Linked DNA regions of Homo sapiens: region 2 is linked to region 1. Evidence: read pairs that join two places in POLR2A ChIA-PET (ENCODE). Cell type or tissue: OCI-LY7. All regions are shown on one strand.

Region 1 (2,500 bases):
GCAGTAGTATGAGACAAAGTTGAAAAGATGTTAGGGCCAAATTATGAAGGGCCTTGTGAATGAAACTGGGAAGCTTGGCCTTTACTCTGCCAGCCACCTACTGGACGTCTGCGGGCAGGAGAGAGTGGTGGTCAGAACGGTGTCTAGAAAGAGGCCATGGTGGTTGGGCATGGTGGCTCACGCCTATAATCCCAGCACTTTTGGAGAACGAGACAGGCAGATCACCTGAGTTCAGGAGTTCGAGACCAGCCTGGCCAACATGGTGAAAACCTGTCTCTACTAAAAATACAAAATTAGCCGGGCGTGGTGGTGCATGCCTGTAATCCCAGCTACTTGGGAGGCTGAGGCAGAAGAATTGCTCGAACCTGGGAGGCAGAGTTTGCGCCACCGCACTCCAGCCTGGGCACCAAGTGCAAAACTCCTTCTCACAAAAAAAAAAAAAAAAAGAGGCAATGGTGATGGTGACTAAACAGCCTTACGCAGTCCAGGGATGCCAGGAGAGAAGGCTCCTCCAAGTCTTTCCTTTCAAGGATAGAATATCTCATATTCAGGGGTCATTGACACATATCATGCAGTTGATATATATTTTTTAAAAAGTGTTCAGAGCTGAATCTGGAATGATGAATGTTACACAGGCTGGGGAATTATATTGTAAAACCAATCATGAGCTATAATAGGCACCAAAAAAAAAAAAAAAAAAAAGGCCTAGATCAGAGAGAATGTCAGAGCAGCTGCTGTTAGCCTCTCAGAGATGGCCTCATGCAGTCCCAAACACATCCTCAGCTAGAGTCAACTCTGGGCAGCTTTGTACATCAACTCCCAGGGAACTTGTTCCTCCCTTTATCCAGCTCAGAGAGACAAAAGAGCAAAGAACATTCCACTCCTTCAATAACATGAGTCAAATGGCCTTTTTTTATCCCTGTCCAGTGGCTCCCTTGAGTTGGTTGCAGATACCTCTATGAGGGACCCATTCTGGTGAAAAGGGGAAGAGAATACCAGCATGTGATCTCATCTTCACTTCCTCATCTATAAACTAGCTGTGGTCTGTTTTGGATGTTAAATGAATGAACACTCATCACAGTGCCTGACCTGTGGTTAGAACTTAGAAAATGGCAGTGACTGCTGACAATGCCATGAGGTAGAAGTAATTATTATTACCACTTAGTGGATAAGGAAATTAAGGCTCAGAGAGGTTATGCAAACTGCCCAAAGTTACATAGCAAGAAAGGGAAGGAGCCTATATTTGATGCTTGGTTGCTCTGACTTCAAAGTCTCTGTTTTTCCTATTCCTTCAAATTCTTCCTATTCCTTCAAATTACTTCACAAATAAACTTGCAAACCTGGTTTCAGGTTACATCTTAACATGCTCAAGGGCTGAAAAGCTTTGTTTACAACAGCAGATACAGTACTAACTACAGAGAAAGGAGAAACTAGGTAAGCATTTCCAGGACCTGCACCCCATCTGCTGTCAAGTGGAGCAGACAATCCCAGTGTACATGAGAGGATTCTGGAAGGATTTGGGCCATTCTGATGTACTGAGATAAAATGATCTTAAAAAACATTCATGTCCTTTCTTGGTATCTTTGTGTTAATGGAAATAATGAGATTTCTTGGATGTGTATAAACCAGGAAGAACTAGTGAAACGTCAACCAGCCTCTTGACAGTGTCCCACTTAATGATATCTTCACAGTGATAACCTGGGAAGAACTTTTTTTATTATAGTGAGGAGAGTCCTCTAGAGCAGAAATAAACTATAGCCACAGGCCAAATCCAGCCCACTGTTTTTGTAAATAAAGTTTTATTGGAACACAGTCACACTCATTTGTTTACAGATTATCTATGGCTGCTTTTGTGATACACAGGCAGAGTTGAGTAGTTGCAACAGAAACCATATGGCCTGCAACACCTAAAATATTTACTGGCTGACCTGTAGAAAAAGTTGCTAACTAATCCCTGCACTAGAGGTGGGTACCAAAATTAAGTGCAGCATTTCTGTGCTCCAACATCCTAAGCACAGGTTATTTCAAAACACTAGCATTCTGTCTCCAATGATGGAGACAGATGTCTTTACATCTGGAAGACAAGTAGCTTTCAGAGGGATACTGTGTATATTCATCTCTTGGAATGACTTGTGGTGTCAGATAAAATGTGTCTAAAGTTCGTGTGCTGAACAATTTTTTTTTTTTGAGACTGAGTCTTGCTCTGTTGCCCAGGCTGGAGTGCAGTGGCACAATCTTGGCTCACTACAACCTCCACTGCCCAGGTTTAAGAGATTCTCTGGCTTCAGCTTCCGAGTAGCTGGGATTATAGGCATGCGACACCATGTCCAGATAGTTTTTGTGTTTTTAGTAGAGACGGGGTTTCACCGTGTTGGCCAGGCTGGTCTCAAACTCCTGACCTCAAGTGATCTGCCTGCCTTGGCCTCCCAAACTGCTGGGATTACAGGTGGAACCCACTGCGCCTGGCCTGAACAAATGTTTTGATAATTGTGTCTCAAAT
Region 2 (2,500 bases), 52 kb after region 1:
GTAGCTGTGAATTGTTTGTATATTTGATTGCCTTTAGATATCTGTTAAAATTCAAGGAGAGCAAGGAGGATAGCAAAAACTTCATGACATATGATTCATGCTTTGCCTCACCTTCTATAGAAAAAGGGGAACAAAAACTAGAGCTGGCCTAGTACTACTGAAACAATCCTCTCCTAACCCCTTTGATCTGTCTCTCACCTTCCCTATCAGCCTTTCTCTGAACTATTCCCAAACTAATAGTCAGAGATCCTGTGAAATTCTGCTAGATGTAAACCCTAATGCTGAATTCTAAAAATTTGGTTCTTAGTGTTTGCACTAGTATCTGAGATAAAATACTGATTTTGTATATGAACAAGGGGAACCATTGAGATTGTTAAAAGTTTTAACTTACCATGGCTGGCAAGATGGCTGAATAGGAACTGCTCCAGTCTGCAGCTCCCGGCAAGACCAACATAGAAGGTGGGTGATTTCTGCATTTCCAACTGAACCTCCGCTGGTGATACCCAGGCAAGCAGAGTCTGGAGTGGACCTCCAGCAAACTCCAGCAGACCTGCAGCAGAGGGTCCTGACTGTTAAAAGGAAAACTAAGAAACAGAAAGGAATAGCATCAACATCAACAAAAAGGACATCCACACAAAAACCCCATCTGAAGGTCACCAGCATCAAAGGCCAAAGGTAGATAAATCCATGAAGATGAGGAAAACCAGCACAAAAAGGCTGAAAATTCCAAAAACCAGAAGGCCTCTTCTCCTCCAAAGGATCACAACTCCTCGCCAGCAAAAGAACAAAACTTGATGGAGAATGGGTTTCATGAATTGACAGAAGTAGGCTTCAGAAGGTGGGTAATAGCAAACTCCTTCAAGCTAAAGGAGCATGTTCTAACCAAATGCAAGGAAGCTAAGAACATTGAAAAAAGGTTAGAGGAATTGCTAACTAGAATAAGCAGTTTAGAGAAGAACATAAATGACCTGATGGAGCTGAAAAACACAGCACGAGAACGTTGTGAAGCATACGTAAGTATCAATAGCCAAATCAATCAAGTGGAAGAAAGGATATCAGAGATTGAAGATCAACTTAATGAAATAAAGCGTGAAGACAAGATTAAAGAAAAAAAAATGAAAAGGAATGAACAAAGCCTCCAGAAATATGGGACCATGTGAAAAGACCAAACCTAAGTTTGATTGGTGTACCTGAAACTGATGGAGAGAATGGAACCAAGCTGGAAAACACTCTTCAGGATATTATCCAGAAGAACTTCCCCAGCCTAGCAAGACAGGCCAACATTCAAATTGAGGAAATACAGAGAACACCACAGAGATACTCCTTGAGAAGAGCAACCCTAAGACACATAATACACAGTCATCAGATTTACCAAGGTTGAAATGAAAGAAAAGAAATTAAGGGCAGCCTGAGAGAAAGGTTGGGTTACCCACAAAGGGAAGCCCATCAGACTAACAGTAGATCTCTCTGCAGAAACCTTTCAAGCCAGAAGAGTGGGGGCCAATATTCAACATTTTTTTTTCTGAGACGGAGTCTCACTCTGTGACCCAGGCTGGATTGCAGTGGCATGATCTCGGCTCACTGCAACCTCCGCCTCCCAGATTCAAGCAATTCTCCTGCCTCAGCCTCCCGTGTAGCTGGGACTACAGGTGCTGGCCACTACACACGGCTAATTTTTGTATTTTTAGTAGAGACAGGGTTTCACCATGTTGTTGAGGCTGGTCTTGAACTCCCGACCTCAGGTGATCTGCCCACTTCAGCCTCTCAAAGTGCTGGGATTACAGGCATGAGCCACCATGCCCAGCTAACATTCTTAAAGAAAAGAATTTTCAACTCAGAATTTCATATCTAGCCAACCTAAGCTTCATAAGCGAAGGAGAAATAAAATCCTTTACAGACAAGCAAATGCTGAGAGATTTTGTCACCACCAGGGCTGCGTAACAAGAGCTCCTGAAGGAAGCACTAAATATGGAAAGGAACAACTGGTACCAGCTACTGTAAAAACATACCAAATAGTAAAGGCCATCGACATTATGAAGAAACTGCATCAGTAACAGGCAAAATAACCAGCTAGCATCATAATGACAGAATCAAATTCACACATAACAATATTAACCTTAAATGTAAATGGGCTAAACGCCTCAATTAACTGGCAATTGGACTCAATAGACTCAATAGCCTCATAGACTGGCAAATTGGATAAACAGTCAAGACCAATCAGTGTGAATACACCTGAATACATTCAGGAGACCCATTTCACGTGCAAAGACACACATAGGCTCAAAATAAAGGGATGGAGGAATATTTACCAAGCAATTGGACAGCAAAAAAAAAAAAAAAAAAAAAAAGCAGGGGTTGCAATCCTAGTCTCTGATAAAACAGACTTTAAACCAATAAAAATACGAAAAAGACAAAGAAGGGCATTACATAATGGTGAAGGGATCAATGCAACAAGAAGAGCTAACTATTCCGAATGTATATGCAAACAACACAGGAGCAC

Evidence for each region. ChIA-PET counts read pairs that join two places held together with the same protein. Peaks named below come from ENCODE experiments on the same cell type or tissue, not always from the same donor. Only the 100,000 strongest peaks of a DNase experiment are listed, where the experiment ranks them.
Region 2: POLR2A ChIA-PET joins it to region 1 with 9 read pairs; 3 of 35 experiments call an interaction of 5 or more read pairs at or near these places.

The regions. Positions count from the first base shown.
Region 1 is chr10:67,771,654-67,774,153 of GRCh38, reverse strand. No RefSeq gene overlaps it. Among named protein-coding and RNA genes, the nearest start is that of TRS-TGA1-1, 8.4 kb to the right of the region's middle. In OCI-LY7, no CTCF peak of the experiment used is centred here; a DNase peak (open chromatin) is centred at 1,033; H3K4me3 peaks cover 632 bases; H3K27ac peaks cover 2,058 bases.
Region 2 is chr10:67,719,978-67,722,477 of GRCh38, reverse strand. It overlaps a transcript of CTNNA3 not described here. Among named protein-coding and RNA genes, the nearest start is that of CTNNA3, 25 kb to the right of the region's middle. In OCI-LY7, no CTCF peak of the experiment used is centred here; no DNase peak of the experiment used is centred here.